Linked DNA regions of Mus musculus: region 2 is linked to region 1. The links are chromatin loops, found by intact Hi-C in ENCODE. Cell type or tissue: heart. All regions are shown on one strand. Links, peaks and the distances in the headings refer to the core of each region. The heading gives the core; the rest is flanking DNA.

Region 1 (8,332 bases), core at 42-8,041:
ACTCAGAAGCTAACGCCAGGGTGCCATAGCCTATGGGCCAGCATGAAGACAAAGCTGGGTTTCTCAAGCCTAGTTTGTGAACTACCAGGTGTTGTACAGAGGTACACTGGGGGATGAGGGTGGGGGGAGGGTGTTAGGAAACTCCCGAAACACTGTGCCCAACTTAGTGGCTACTTCTGGGAAAGAAGAGTCTCAGAGTGATCTGTGACTCCCAAAGAATTAGGAATTCCTCCCAAAGGTGAAGGCAAATCAAATACAAATGTCCCCATCAGGAACAGAAGGAAACTTCCCAAAGGAACCGAACACTGGTCTAAAGGAGCCATTTCTAGGTGGACCTGGTGATGCACATCTTTAAACCCGGCAGAGGCAAGTGCATCTCTCTAAGTTTAAGGCCAATCTGTTCCACATAGTTCCAGGTCAGCCAGAGCTGTGTTAAGCAGTGAGACCCTGTCTTAACAAAAGCAAAGGAGACAAACCCGAACAAACCCCATCAACCTACCAAATCCTTTCAACTACCAATGGCATAGAGTTTGTGTGAACCAAAATGGTAAGGAGGAAAGGAAGGTGTGACTGCCTTCCCACTCCTCTGTAACCCACCACACAGCAGCCAAGCACCAGGAGCTGCGGTGTGAGCCTCTGAGCAGGTAGATTCTGCCTTGCTCTAGTCAGTGCCGTTATCTCCTGTGGGCACAGCCAGGTTCTAACTTCCCCAAAGCAAAGCCTGATCCTGAAGGTTCTTGGGAGCTTCTATTTTCTGAAGTACAAAAGGTTCAAGCCTACCCCCAGTATTAATAACTGCAGCCTGCCCAGACCATGAGAAAGAAAGGGGCAAGGCAGGGAGCCACTGCCTTTTAAACCAGTATACCTTGCCGAACAAGCCTCATTTAGTTTCTCTTTTTGACACACGGTCTCATATAGCCCAGCCTGCCATCAAACTTGCTATGCATCCGAAGAGGTCCTCCAACTTCTGACCCACCTGTGAGTACTAGGATTAAAAGCATATGTGGCCAGGCTCAGTTTTATGTGGTGCCAGCAACCAGACCCAGACTCTGTGCAAGCTAGGCAAGCATTCTGCCAATGGCACTATACCCCCAGGACAGCACGACACAACTCTTTAAATGTCAGGTCCCTGGGCACTGCTCTCTCAATACCATTGAGAAATGCTTCCCTACCTTCTCCCTGAAGGACACACTGAGCTGGATCAACTTCCTGCGTGTTAATGGCCCCATACACTTCATAGCCTTGGCACTGGCCTGCCTTCTCCTGGGGGGAGAAGCAGATCTTATGGTTCACTCCTGGGCGGGCACTGTATTCAACTTTATTCAGCTTCCTGAGCCGCTCTACAACCACTCCCTTGGTGATGAGAATCTCTAAGTCCGAGCCGCTGGTCAGCAGATGCTCGGTGAACTCCACTCCAGTCCGCATATCTGCCAGCAGCTGTTCCAGCTGCGCTTTCTGCAGCTGTAAAGCGGTTTCCCTCTGGATCCGTATGTCATCCAGCTGCTGCAGCAGCTTGTCCCGGTGTTCCTCGATGGCTTTGATGTAGCCCTCAGAGAATGTCCGGACGTCAGCTGCCACTGCCTCCACTCGCTCTTGGAGGGCGTTGTTCACACTTTTAATCTGTGCCAGGGCATCTTCCAGGGCTTCCACATGGGGCTGGGTGTCTCGAAGCAGCTCCCGCACAGAATCTCCATGCTTGTGGATGACATTGCTGGTGAAGTCATAGGGGTGCTCTCGGTGCTCCCCAACTACACAGTCCCGACACACCGGCCGGTCACAGAGTTCACAGAACAGCCTCAGCTCCTCTGCAGGGTGAGAAGGACATAGGATGGGCTTTCCAACCTGGCTGTAGCCTTTCAGGTCTTTTAGGTCCACCATGGTGTGATATGTCGTCTTCTTCTGTCGCCTGGAAAGAAGCAGTTGGGGACAGGAAGTGAGGAAACAACTCTAGAGGGGGACAGTTTGGCAAAGAGGTTCTAGGGGTTAGATTTGAGTCACACTCCTCAGAATGTATTAAAAAAAAAAAACTACAGGATCCTTTTTGCTTCATTATTTCTCTACACGGTGAAGCACATGCCTATCTGAGTGTTGTTATTTAGGACACAATACATAAATACTTGAATTTGGCATGGGATACATCTTCAAAGGTGCAGTGCTGAGACTATATTCTGAGAGACTTTTCACTCGAGGTAATCTGGTAAGTTTAGACAAGAGTCACAGCCCACTTCCTAAAGCAGGGTGGAAGGCTAACACCAAGTGGTAAACCAAGCCAGATGGATCTATATAGCAACGAAAGCAGCCAGCTGGCTCCTGCAAACTCTCATGTTTAATTAACATTTTTGTAAAGCAGTTCCCTTGGCCAGTGACTACATCGCATCCACTGGCAGGCCAGAATTCTCCTTAAGAGTCATCCGCATTAGTAGAAAGCGAAATCAATAGGTACTAAGTTCTCTTGGATCCCTCCTTCCTATAGATTTCTAAGGGACTCAGGGAAATCTCTAGGGAAAGGCAGGGACTGCTCACAGAGTTCCCTGGCAACATCCCATCAACCTGAAGTGTGTATGCCTGTTCTGCTACTAGTGCAGATGCAGAGAAAACGGTCAGCTGTTGAGCTGGCAACAAGACAGTCATAGGGATAATCACAAAGTTACAAATAGAGAGCTAAGACAACTGTTCTGTTGGTAAGGCCAGAAAACAAGGGGAGGCCAGAACTCAGAGAGAGAGAGAGAGAAAAAAAAGCCAGTTCTAGATTAACCCAAAACCTTGTTTAGTTTTGTATTCTGATGCACTAGAGTGGGATGGAAGAGAAAATGGGACAAAGACTAGCATCTAACAAGCTATTCCGTGACTGTGATAAAAGGCAAAACACCCCAATTACCAGCCTGCTGTCCAGGTCAGAGGTCTGAGTTAAGGCACAGTCAATGGACACCTACACTGAGGTGACCTGTTTAGTAAAAAGAGCAAAGAAGAAGGAACTAGGTCTGAACTGAGGATTCGGTTCAGTTACATGATTACCAGCTGTGGGACTTGGGCGAAACACAAACCACTGCTGGGCTTCCATCTCCTCATTTACTAAAGAGGGGTGAAGTAGCACCCACCTTTCGGTAAGAGTTACAATGATCAGATGAGATCAAGCGCAGGGTGTATGCTAGCACAGTAATCCTCTCTCCAGCACACGGTCCGTTTTCAATAGATTAAACAATTGGTGATAGAAGAAAACTCAAGGTGCTCTATAAACCGAAACCTGCCCTGCTTTTGTTACTACAGCTATCAGGTCAGCGGTGCTAACCTCCGTTCTAGAGCTTGCGATCTGTTTGCACAGTGTTCTTTGCACTTTGACAGTGTCTGCGAAAGCCTTCTTTTTGACCTGCTCACCAAAGGGATCTGTGTCTTGCTTTCTTTGCACTCTACTCTTACGCCACAATAAACGGGGTACTCCCTCTTTACCTATGAGCCTGGCAGCAGAAGTGGCAGAGATTGGCTTTGCAGGTCTGACACCTCTTCTCTACTTCTCTGTCGCTGCACAGGTCACACACCAGGCCCTGGCCTTCCCCACGCAGGTTCTCCAGCAGCACATCATTCATGGCCAGGTGGTCTACCGTTAAAGCCTTCACTCCACCCAAGGGCAGGTCCACTTGAGCATCACATACCGGACAGAGGATGCCGATCTGTGGCTGCAGGCTACATAACTCGGGGTCCTGGAATACTGACCCCTCAGAGCTTGTATCTGAGTCACCCCCACGGATGTCCACTACTGAGAATGGATCCAGCTTTTCCAGACACGTGGTGCACACTGTGTGCAAGCAAGGCAAGAGCCTGGGGACTTTGAAAAGCCTCAGACATGTAGGACAATGAGTCTTGCCTGAGCTTCCAGACGCGTTCGCATCTTGGAGTTTGTGCACGAAACCCAGAAGCGGCTTCCTGATTTCTGACATCTTCCCCACGTATGTACCCAGTATCACAAAAGGCCCTGCGCAGTCCTCTAATGCAGGTTAGATTTACTCAAAGACAGAGTTCCAAGATCTTGAACACTGACCATGAGGACTCTCGTGTTGCCAAGTAAAAGGACAACCAGAAAGAGAACGCCTCTGAGGAACCATCCACAGATCTCCGGATTTGTGGTTTGGCCCTTCCTTTCCACTGCATCCCACACCAGTCACAGCCACACCCTCCTGGATCACCCACATCGTCCTCCTCGCAAGCGCTTCTAGAGCTAGTCCCCAGCTAATTCTGCCACCACCACCCTGACCCCAGCATTTCTTGTCCTCCAAGGTCACCCTCCCTCCCGCCCCCACCACGCCACAAGCGCGCCCTCCGGGCGATGAGGTAGTGGGTCCTCGGGCTCTCCCAGAGTGAGGGGCCAGGGGCAGCCGCCTCTCTGGTTTGCCTAGGAGGCCCTAGAGCCGTCGCCCCGCCTCACACCAATCCCAGACCAGGATTCTCCGAAGAATCCAATCACCGTCCGAAAGGGGCGGGCCTCGCAGTTCGGAGCCATGTCGTCCTCCAGAGTGACATCACTGTCATCCAATAAGTTCAGCAAGGTCCACATCCTCGCCGGCCACTCGCGCGGCGAAAGGAGAGGGAGCAAGGGAGGGCCTCGTGCAGAACCGGGAGGAGGAGTCTGGGAGTGAGCGGCGTAATGTGGTTGGCGTCACGAATGTGAGCTCCTGCCGCCGGAGAGGCCTCTGGATCGTTGAAAAGCCTGCGCTGAGGCTCCACCCCAAACTCAGATAGGGTTCTCCCATTGGTGCGTGGTACTGTCAGTCGGCCGAGGTGTAGCCCGAAGCATTCTGGAAGTTGTAGGCAGGCTCTCGGTTGCAGAGGCTATAGCGAATCAGCGGCCACCGGGTCAGTTTCCTTTCTGGGTTTTCCAAGTATTTTTTCTGCCCTGGAATCTCTTACGTACAGCGTGCTCGGAACCAGAACCCTCTCAGCTGGCTAGCTTCTGGCATTTTCCAGGGCAAGGGTACCTCCGTGTCTGGTTCCAGAACTAAACTTAACTGAAAAGTTTAGAACTGCTGCTCCGCGGAGCTCCACTGAGTTTCCCGGGTGGAAGCTGCTTTGAATCATTCAAGACCAAGACCGGAGAGACACACCTCACCAGAATTCTACAGTAACAGAAGTTGTCAGGGTTGCGGGGGGTGGCCTACAGAGCAAGTTTGGCATTTGTTTTTACAATCAAGGGGAGCTCCTGGTTGGTCACAATGGGGCAGTGGAGGATGTCACTGGGACAAGTCCCTTGTAGGTCCGACTAGTTAAAAAGTTGGGCACACCTGGTCCCTGAGCATAATTATTTCTTTGACGCCTTAAAGAATTTGCCAAGAGTCTCAGATTCATTCATTTGGAGACTGTTTCCTACACATGGGGTCTAAGGCACTGACTGATCTCTGAATCCAAAAATTGTAATAGCATGGCTCCGTAGTTGCTATCTGTTCCCATTCTTCAGATGCGTAAGCCTCTGTCTATCTCACTGTTTTCCTTTACAGTCTTCCATATATGATTTCAACCCATGCATCACTGTTTCAGGGACCTCTTTATTAGAGATGTCATAGTATAGGCATAGCTGTCGAAGCCTATGCTTTTACGAAGTATGGGCCTTCGGTGGAAAGAGCCCCAAACTATGAAAAGATGAAATTAAAAGAAAAAAAAAGAATTATCTGACTCTTCGTAAAATATGTTAAAGTAGAGATGTAGCTCACTGATCCAGTATTTGCTTAGTATGTTGAGACTCTGGGTTCTGTCTGTGGTACACGTGTGAACACAGACACCACACACACACACACACACACACACACACACACACACACACACACACAGGTCTGATTTGGTCTTTATTGTGAGGGTCTCGAGAGCTGGTTCTAACTTTAGCATAAGTAAAAACGTTATCTGCTAATGAATGGCTCAAAAGCCATTTTTACATAACAGTCACATGACCTCCCAGTGTAAGGAGTCGGCAAAGGTCTTAAAAGTGAAAGTGGTCCTTACCCAGACTTCTCCAGCCTTTCTCTCCTGCGCTGCCCTGGCCGAGTCCCCTCGCTTCACCGCAGTATGCTGAAGCAAATTCCAAAAGCGGTGTGGACTTGGCTTTGCTATATAGTGTTGCTCTGAACCTGCCCTCCTCTGTGCTTAGCCATGCTTTGTCTTATCTCTTATTCATGCCATATATTATATTTCCCATAGGGTGTATTCTGACTTCTCTGTTGGAGGAGTGCTGTATAATTTATATGCATTATCTCATTTAATCTCCCAACAGCTTATAATAGAGCTGCCTGGGAGGGGTCGAGTGGTCAACCCAAGCTAGCATCTGGGATGGGAACAACAGTCTTAAGATGTCATGCCTAAGATTCTGCCCAGTCCCCTCTGTCCTTCCCTTTCTCAGCTTCTTGCACATCAAATCCCTACCTGCCTTCCATGGAGAGAGAAGATGGGGCTATCTGGAGAACATCTTTCCGTTCTACTTAAAAGTCTATGCATCTTCTCTCCTTTCTCACGCCATTGATTGCTGGTTTTCTCCCAACCTCTTCTGCCTCTCCTTATTTTGCTAACACTTTTCAGTGAGTCCTTTACACATTCTTTCTCCCGAGGACTGTGATGAAGTCCTGAAAGAAAACTCACCCTCCCTTGATCCAGTTCCCCTCAACTTAATTAGCGCTGGTGGCTCTCACCACTGTGGTTCTTAAACTTTGTGCTAGTCTCATCACCGATGTTTTGTTCTTTCTCTTTGGTGTGTAGAGAATGAGTGACAACATTCCTGGACTTTTCTCAGTACTCAGCCACGTTAGTGTTTGCCCTTGCTGTGTCCCAGGGTGGTTTCGTGGCTCCTTTGTTGGCCCCCACTGTATTTCCTCTTAAAGAGCTGAGTCCCCAATTTATATTTCCAGTTCTGACTAACCCCTCCCCAGAGCTTTTGTCATAAATGTCTGTTATAGCTCTGCTCCAGGACGTTGCCTTCGCCTAACCCCATCTTCAGTGACTCGAGGCTTCTCTCTTCATTGCATTCTGTGCTCTTAGTCTTCTGGTTTCACTCTCCCAAGGGGAAGCTCACTCTCCCAACCTGAGATCTTATCATCTTCTTGGCTTCCTTTCTTGTTTTCCACATCCAGGCAGGCATCAGTTTCTTTCCATCCGCATTGCCAACACCTTAGTGCATAGAAATTTTAAGATGGTACAAGACCTTATCACTCTCTCAAGTACCACAATAGTCTCTGGATTATGGTTGACTTCCTTTTGTGAAATAGCTAATTTGATCTTCCAGGTTAATTGTAAAACCACATTAAGCCTTCATTCTAAAACGTTTCCCTTACAGACATATAAACCCGGACTTTTAGGTAATCCCTGAAGTTTGACAAGCACCTTTCTTGCTCTTTGTCAGTTTGTCCTGCCTTTATTTTTAAAACTTCTCCTTCTTTCTGTGGCAGGAGACCTTTCTGTTACCTCCCCAGAATCTTGCTGTTGTTTCTAAGCTCCAGCTTGTATTCTAATGGCTTCCTTGTGAGTTTGGAGATTTAGCACAGTGATATGATTTGATACTGAGCACCCCTCAAAAAAAAAAAAAACACTAAAGGAAATCAATCTTCTGCCTATATTATTTATGTTGCGATATTTGTCTACCTTATAGTATTGTTTTATTATGTTTGTGTACATATTTATATAGACTTATGTATAGATTGTGTATATTGTGTGTAGATATGGCATACAAATATATGTTTTCTGTCTCTCTGTTAAGATAAAGGAAACCAGCTGGGCGTGGTGGCGCACGCCTGTAATCCCAGCACTCGGGAGGCAGAGGCAGGCAGATTTCTGAGTTTGAGGCCAGCCTGGTCTACAAAGTGAGTTCCAGGACAGCCTACAGGGCTACACAGAGAAACCCTGTCTCGAAAACAAGAAGAAGAAGAAGAAGAAGAAGAAGAAGAAGAAGAAGAAGAAGAAGAAGAAGAAGAAGAAGAAGAAGAAGAAGAAGAAGAAGAAGAAGAAGAAGAAGAAAAAGTAAACCATTGGCAACCAACCCAGTGCCTGCATAGTAGGCATTTGATAAAGACATGTTAATAGGGAGGCAGAAACTGGTTATCTCAAATAATGAGAAAACTTAACAAGACCATGTTCAACCACGAATTTTGTGGATACACGATATGGGTTGAGACCATATGGCTAAGATGTACTAACTGTATTCCTTTGTCAGAGCTGATTCATTTCTTGCTCCATGATTACGCATCGCTTCTCCTACTGGGGACTCCAGACATCAAATAGTCACAGGGAAGTACAAAAGCCACAGGGGCAGAAGAGCAGAACTTCTGGAAGTGGCCAGGTCCATACAGTAGCTAAAGATTTCAGC
Region 2 (8,332 bases), core at 129-8,128, 760 kb after region 1:
CCCTAAATAACCCAACATCTGCTCCTGTGTCACTAGGGGAAGGAAATCACACAAGCAGCCATTTTGTGCCAAAATGAGTGTGCGTGTTCCTACGTTAGCTGGACCCACCATCAATATTACTGCTCAAACCACTAACTTCTCTCTAGTTCCAAATCCATCTTTATAGAATACTCTTTTCCAACTTCTGAGTTATCTCGGGGTATATTCTGCATGCTTAAGCCAGCCAAAAGGTCTTAACTCAAGCACTTTGCTAGCTGCCCGTCACAAGAATAACATCAATTCTCCCTGAACATTTTTGGAAAATCTTTCCTCCCTCATTTCTTCTTCAGACCATAGAAACATCTCCCCAGTTTGTTGTTGTTGTTGTTTTGTGTTTGTTTGTTTTGTACTGGGGTTGAATCTGGGCCTCAGGCATGCTGGGCAAACATTATCATGTGCTATATCTCCAGCCCTAAATTGCCCCGCCTTACCTTGTTCACTCTAACTCACATAGGCCTTGAAACCAGATTCTCCTGCCTCAGCCTCCCGAGCAGCTGGAACCTCGGAACATCAGGCTAGTGCCATGGGCCTGGCTCACCATGTCACTTTGTGTGAGAGGGTGCGGTATGTGCTTGCATGGGTGTGTGTAAGCATGTGAATGGAGGTTAAAGTCAACAGCAGGTATCTTCCTTAATTGCTTGTTCAACCTATTGAGACAGTCTCTCACTGAGCCTGGAGCTCGGTGATTCCACCAAAACCCTCAAAGATTCCATCTCTTGTGTCCTCCTTCCAAAGCTGAGATCACAGGTGCACGGCAAAGCATCTAGCTTCTTACCTGGGAGCTCAGTCCTCCTCCCACCTGAGTGTAACGCTACTCTAGGCTCCACCTCACTTTGAGTGTTTGTTGCAGAGCTGTATCCTCTTAAAACTTTCCCCCCTCAACGACGATCACAGCTCTGATTTCAAGGTCAACAGAAACCTAAGTTGATCACTTTCTCCGAGAAGTCCCATTACTGTCCTTGATGTGTATGGACTTCAGTAGGTCTCCTATACACCCAATCATCTCCAGTCAGTACAGCTCGTTGCCTCTCTCCAGCTACTGAAGACGTCAGTGTGAGTGCTAAATGAACGATAACTAATGCTCAAAGCTGACTGTGGGGCAAAAGGTAAGGCCTTTCCTGGAAAGCTTCCTGAAAGTTAATCAAGGTTGAATTCTTTGGCAGCTCCATCCGCACCTCCAAAGAGAAACTGATTTTTCTCATTAAAAAGAGATTTAACTCCTGCCTGCTCCCAACATAAACTCATGGCCATGCTTGTGCAAAAGCGGAGCAGCGAACCCAAAGGTGGCAGAAACCTAAACACTGTCTCACTCCACAGAATGTGTGGTAAGAAATATAGCCTGTAAGAGATGATGCATATATCTGAAAGGATTTCCAGACTTAGATTAAGAATTCTAGGGATAGACTGAAAACAAGCAGGGTGGTGGGCATGATGGGAACTGTGTGTGTGGGGGGGAAGGGGAGCAGACATGACTACAGTGATTTATAACCTTAGCCAGAAATTAAGCAACATGAAACCAAAAAGCCCTTCCCACTGGAAATCAATTGACCAGTGTTGAACTTTGAACAAGCTTGCAAACAAGCACTATAGTTTAGTAAAACTCACAGTCTCCTGAGGCACAGTTTTGTATCAAAAAGTTGTTGGTTTCCAGACTAAATCAGATCTATGAATTAGGCTAAATATTTTCTATGTTAGTTTAAGAGAAAGGACCCCCCCCCCCAAACAAAGAGAAGCTACTATTCTTTATGATTCAAAGAGTTCTTTGTAGCTTATTTCCCCCTGCATCCTGCCACCATTAGCTTTTAAAAACATACAAATTGTGAGTTATTTGAAAAATTGAATTGCCTGCAGAGACCAGATTTTTACTCCTCCAGGTCCGGCAGCATCAGGCAGAGCACTTGGGATCACTGTCTCAAAACCTGAGTTTCCAAACAGGTAAAAAAGAATGGTATCAAGTTGGGTGTGGTGGCACAGGCCTTAAATTCCAGCTCTGGGAGGCTAAGGCAGGTTGAGCTCAGTGAATTTGAGGCCCAGCTGTCCTAGTTCTAGGACAGCCAGAATTATCTTATCTCAACAAAATAAAACAAAATGAATGGTGCCACTTAAAAAAAGGGCGGGGGGGGGGGAGAGTGAGAACCAACTAAGAGGAGAAGATGACTGTCAAATGTTTACACAGGTGAGCTAAGTCTGGGAAACACATAGAGTTGGACCATGAATCTGACCTCTAATAATTAAGCAGCTTGTTTGTTGCTTTTGGCAAATAACAGGTTTATTATTCTTTATGGCTCTGTATTTCAATATTTAAATGCCCAGGATATATAAGGGTGAAAGCACCCACCATATTCATCCTGATGCCAAATCAATTATATTTACAAGAGTTACTTTATGCAAATGGAAGCTGCTCAGATGAAAACATGTCCGTGCTCACCTATATCAGCAAATAAATACATTATAATAAAACAGACCTCTAACCTTCATCAATGGTCCCAGGTAAACTGTAAATCATCATTCAAAAAAACATACAAAACACATGTTTTCCGGTGAATTAGCAGTGTCACCTACATATTAAACACACCAGAGCATGCTTCAGTTGCAAGTCTTCATACAGAGTGCAATTTGAAACTTAAAATAATAATGTTGTTCTTCAAGTACTAGATAAGAAAATGTATCTTAAAGTACTGGATAAGAAAATATGTAAGATTAAGGTGTGCTAGTTTAGCCTGGCGGGCCAGTACACGCCTTTAATTCCTGCATGCTGTAGGCAGAGGCAGGTGGATCTTTGTGAGCTCAAGGACAACATGGTCTTCAGAGAGCTCCAGAACAGGGCCTTTGTGAGACTCTGTCTAAGGAGGGGTGGTGATAGGGATGCTAGATGCAGCACTCTATATCATACCAGGCTGGCTTTCCAGTGCTGGTATTAAAGTTGTGGACAAAACCTGGCTTTGATCCCACGACCAAAGATGACAACATCAATTGGCAATGTCTAAAGGTTGGGCAGGCCTGAAATCTTCTAAACTGTTTCCCCACCAAAGCACACATCTCCCATCTCTAACAAGGAAATGCACAGCATCTACAGGAGGTAGGGTCCATACACATCTATCCAAATGTTCCTCCCCAGCCTGGAATAAATTTATCATCACGATTTCTTGCCTTCTTTTCATCCAACCCACTACAAATGATTCTTCTTTCAAAACAATTTTCTTAAACACAGAGGATGAGCTGGACATGTTTTAAATCACTAAGAAAATCTTACCCAGTAAATAGTAGCTAAAATTAAAAAGGAAAGGCCGGGCGTGGTGGCGCACGCCTTTAATCCCAGCACTTGGGAGGCAGAGGCAGGCGGATTTCTGAGTTCGAGGCCAGCCTGGTCTACAAAGTGAGTTCCAGGACAGCCAGAGCTACACAGAGAAACCCTGTCTCAAAAAAAAAAAAAAAAAAAAAAAAAAAAATAAGGAAGACAAGTCTACCTGTCAGCTACAATTGTCTACATGTCTAATTTCTAGGTTGGCTACAGAGGTTCAGTAAACCATGGCAGGGATCAATTCTTTTGTATAGTTATACGTACAGTTATATAGACAGCTACAGACATCAGACCTCGTTTCTAAAACTTCTAGACCAGCCCAAGGATAAAAGGGGGCAAGAGAAGAAAAGCTAATTTCCTCGTTAACAGAGTGGCTCAGTCTCAGTCTACAATTAAGGACCAGTAAGCCCAGGGTCACTTCCCTCTCAAGTGACCTGAAAGCGGAAACACAAAGCCAGGTCAATGTCACTCCAGGGACTGCGGGGTCTTTTTACAACTCAGCATCCTGGGCTCAGCGTCTGACCACAGGGAACCCGATTTATAGGACGGGCTGGACTCTGCTAGAGCCGCCACCCGCAGGGCTGCTCGCAGCACCGCGTCCCAGCAAATCCCGGGGACCTGCGTCCCCAGAGCTTGGCGACCCAACCTACCCTGAGTGCGAAGCCCAAAGCCCGGGAGGACCCGCCAGCCCAATCCCTCCCAGCCGCCGCACCCGACTGTGTCGCCCTCCCTTCCCGGCTTCGCCCTTCTCTCACAGCGCTCGGGCGGGCCCATCCGGGCGGCGGCCCGCAGCTCACTCAGATCCGTGGCAGAATTCAGGCGGATGACATCCGTACACTTTGCTTGCCAGAGGCGGAGGCTGAAGCGAACCGGTCTCCAGAGGCCAGGGTGACTGGCGACAGCGATCTGACAGCGAAGGTACCCGCTTCCTCTCCGCCACGCCACCCAATCACAGCGCTCTGCCGTCACTTCCGCCTAGAAGGTAAGGGAAACGCCGGGCGGAAGAAACTTCCAATCGGACCGGAAGTGGCGGGTCTCGTAGGCAGCGCTGTCTGCTGGAGCCTCGTGGAGAGTGAGGTGAGTGTTGCTGGCTCTTTAGGGATCGCGGGGCGCGGTTCCCCGCACAGTGGTGTTCACGGTGAGCCGACGCGGCGAGGGACTCCGCGCTAAGGGCACTAGGGAGGCCGGGGAGAAGCCCTTTGCCGCGGCCGTCTGCATCGCAGAACCCAGAGGCCGCGCGCTGCCCCCGGGCCGGAGTGCGAGGCTGCTGGAACTGCCCGATTTCCTTGGATTATTTCGGGGATGATGTGCAATAGAAACTTAGGTGCGGGGGATAGTTTGAGAGTGACCAGGTCGCAGGAAGGAAAACAAGCGAAGTTATTTGAGAAATAAGCTTTAAAGCCCTCGGGTAGGTACAGTGCATGTGAAAACGATAAACAAGCGTGTTACTATGACTTGAAGCGAAAATCGTGGACGTGGAAGTGCTAGATAGAAAACCAGTGCAGCAGCTCGTTGAAGACAAACTGGAGATGAAAGTGCAGGGAAGAGAAAACTGGGTAGAAAAGGCAGACACATGAACACACATGCATAAAAGCTGAGATCGGTTGGTCTGAGCTTTTGGATAGAGGAACTGCAGCAGCCCCATAAGCTCTGCGAGCTTATTATATACAGTTGAAAATGAAGAGGGGATTATTGCTTACAACTGAACAAGGAGACAGGGTGATTGTATAGAGATAATATCTAATTGCAATAGGGACAGTCTGTGGGGAGCAGTCTTCAGTCAGTACACATGGTGGTGTGGTGGGAGGGAAGAAGGCTATGGTGAACATTTTCTGGAACACTGTAAACATCCCACTTGAACCAAAGGACCATGATGCCTCTCCTATTGGTCTGGGGCATTGAAGTCCTTGACATGGCTACATTCATGTCAGCAGGACCCATTCACTCTGGGCTTCCTCTGATCTACACACAGGGTCTCTTCGAATCCCAGGAATCTCTCTCTCTGCCTTCCCTGTGCTGGGGTCATAGACCTGCATTTTTCTGTGCCTGGCCTTATGTGTGGGTGCGGGTACTACAGCAGGTACTTTACCATCTGTGCCAAGTTACATGCTTTTGATCATGTAAAAAAAAAAGGTTCCTGTTTGTTAGCTGTGCAGAGTCATTGTATTGCAAAAACTGAATTTTGTTTATTTACACAGATTGCCTTCCCGGTGTCATCAGACAGCCCAGCATGGGGCTTACTAAACAGTATCTGCGCTATGTGGCTAGTGCTGTCTTTGGCTTGATTGGCAGCCAAAAAGGTAACATTGTTTTTGTGACACTCCGTGGTGAGAAAGGACGCTATGTGGCAGTACCCGCCTGTGAACACGTTTTTATCTGGGACTTAAGGAAAGGCGAGAAGGTAAGTCAGAAATAAGAAATGGACACCGTTAAATGACACCGACTCTTGGAAGGGTGAAGTGGGAGAGCCTTGACTGACCTGCCTGCACTCATTTGTGTGTGAGTCCCCCAAGAGATCACTTCCCTTTTATTTTTCTAGACGGCTAGCACCAGATTCTGTTGTGTTCTGAAAGTCACAGCCAAGCAGGAGTTTGCTTAAATGGGTGTGTTCGTTTTCATGGGTTATTATTCTTAGCCATTATTAACTTCTACTTTTGTCGACCGGTTCTGCTTTTCATGTTCTGCTTGTTCTCACAGCCAGCTGTAAAGCAGTAGAATTTCAAAGGACTGTCATTCTGCTGTGTTGTGCAGTCCTTCTCTTAACCATAACTGATGAGATTCATTGGTTGCTTCACTCTGCTTTGACTGTGACAGAAGCTATTCCTTTCTTGCTAAGCACAAAGAGATAAATTATCCCTCTTTACTGTGTGACTCCCAGGAGGTGAGATGAGTTACATATAGATTTATAGATGTAAATATATAGAAGCCTGTTGCTACCCAGAGCTTCTTCTTGGGATGAAACTGTTAGTACTGTAGGTTGAGTTACAACAAGGATGAGTTTATAGCTCTGTATCAGAAATCACTGGGATACAAAGTTGCTAACTTAGCTCATTGCCTGGATCATTTGCATACACACCAGCACCAAGCTTGAGAGGACGTGATGACCTCTTGAGGAGCTTATGGTCTTTGCTTGTCAAGTTTTATCCTCGTGTATCAGTGACTGGAAATTGTTGATATGTGTATGTGTTATATGTTGATATGTGTATGTGTTATATGTTGATATGTGTACTATGTGTTATATGTTGATATGTGTATGTGTTATATGTTGATATGTGTATGTGTTATATGTTGATATGTGTAATATGTGTTATATGTTGATATGTGTTATGTGTTGATATGTGTATGTGTTATGTGTTGATATGTGTATGTACTGAGGTCATTCCTGTGCTGCTGTCTTGTTACATGCCTCACGCTTCTGAGTTGGTTTTCATCTTTATGATTTCAGATCCTTATCCTTCAGGGGAATAAACAAGAAGTCACTTGCTTGTGTCCTTCCCCAGATGGGCTGCATCTAGCTGTTGGCTATGAGGATGGAGCCATCCGAATCTTCAGCCTCCTCAGTGGTGAAGGAAACATAACCTTCAATGGACACAAAGCAGCTGTCACCAGCTTAAAGTACGATCAGCTAGGAGGCAGGCTGGCTTCTGGGTCTAAGGTGAGCCTCAGACAGGTGCCCAGGGTTGTTTCTCACACTTAATATAGGAGCAGATTATTCTCATAAACTGTGCTATGAGATGGGTTGGATTCTCCGTGTCCAAGCTACTATACATTTGGGAGAAAGAGTGAGGAGGATGGGTGCGTATGAGGGAGTGTTCTACTTGTTTCCTGTTCTGTTCTCTGATAAAAGTCTGTGGCATGAAAGAATAACACAGAGGTACTCTGGAATCTATCACTGTGGAAGAGGGACCCCAAACTATATAACCAGGAAGATTAGAAAAGAAGATGGTTATAGTTTGCCAATGAATCTGTTTTACAGGTTGATGAGTTAAAGCCAGGTGTGCTGGTGCACACCTTTAATCCCAGCACTCAAGATTCAGGGCACCTGCATTGCTCTGAAGTAGAGGCCAGTCAGCCAAGCTTTGTCTCTGGGGATACACAGTGAGACCCTCTCTCAAAGAAGGCAAAGAAAAGATCATTGTTTTCCCAGCACAGAGGAGGAAATGCACTATTTGCAATTGTAGCCACTGGGAGAGGAAAATCAGTTTTCTTCAGTGGAGTGACACTGGCTGTATCAGCCAGGCTCCGGGCAGACCCTGTGCTGGGGTGGTTGGCCAACACATATCAGGCTCTGGTTTGCTGTTGCTGCTCTTTATGTTGTTGGTTTGTTTTTAAAAGGAGAAAGAGAATGAAGCTGGGTGGCTCAGAATGTTCAGGGGAAGAATATAAAAAATATATGAAATTCTCAAAAGATAAAAACACGCCAGGCAGTGGTGGCGCACGCCTTTTTTTTTTTTTTTTTTTAAATATTTATTTATTTGTTATATGTAAATACACTGTAGCTGTCTTCAGACACTCCAGAAGAGGACATCAGATTTTTGTTACGGATGGTTGTGAGCTACCATGTGGTTGCTGGGATTTGAACTCAGGACCTTTGGAAGAGCAGTCGGCACTCTTAACCTCTGAGCCATCTCACCAGCCCGGTGCACGCCTTTAATCCCAGCACTTGGGAGGCAGAGGCAGGCAGATTTCTGAGTTTGAGGCCAGCCTGGTCTACAGAGTGAGTAGGGCTACACAGAGAAACCCTGTCTCAAAAAACCAAAAACCAACCAAACAAACAAAAAAACCAAAACCCACAGTGAAGAAAAGATTGATTTTAGATCTTCTTTTAGATTTGAATCATAAATTTAAGACATTAAACTTCTTTCATTTAAAAAAGTATAAAAAGAAAAGCAGAAAATATTTAATAAAAACTATCATCTACCTCTTAGACTTGTAAATTAAGATGTTAAAAAATAACATGTAGAAGATAACATTGATGAAAAATAAACAGGG

What was found. A loop is a pair of places that touch in the nucleus more often than their neighbours do. Peaks named below come from ENCODE experiments on the same cell type or tissue, not always from the same donor. Only the 100,000 strongest peaks of a DNase experiment are listed, where the experiment ranks them.
Region 2: it touches region 1 in a loop (4-fold over the local background); 2 of 42 quality-filtered maps call a loop at or near these places.

What each region holds. Positions count from the first base shown.
Region 1 is chr3:100,918,515-100,926,846 of GRCm38, reverse strand. It overlaps Trim45 (tripartite motif-containing 45), which reads right to left and starts at 4,354. Exons shown (of 6, transcript NM_194343.2): 1 at 3,448-4,354; 2 at 1,173-1,906. The coding sequence starts at 3,935. In heart, for the core only: no CTCF peak of the experiment used is centred there; DNase peaks (open chromatin) are centred at 1,496, 2,596, 3,636 and 4,496; H3K4me3 peaks cover 2,172 bases; H3K27ac peaks cover 2,298 bases.
Region 2 is chr3:100,158,429-100,166,760 of GRCm38, reverse strand. It overlaps Wdr3 (WD repeat domain 3), which reads left to right and starts at 4,354. Exons shown (of 27, transcript NM_175552.5): 1 at 4,354-4,417; 2 at 5,539-5,741; 3 at 6,786-6,995. The coding sequence starts at 5,571. Gdap2 (ganglioside-induced differentiation-associated-protein 2) reads right to left here and starts at 4,298. Exons shown (of 14, transcript NM_010269.3): 1 at 4,096-4,298. In heart, for the core only: no CTCF peak of the experiment used is centred there; a DNase peak (open chromatin) is centred at 4,260; H3K4me3 peaks cover 2,214 bases; H3K27ac peaks cover 1,748 bases.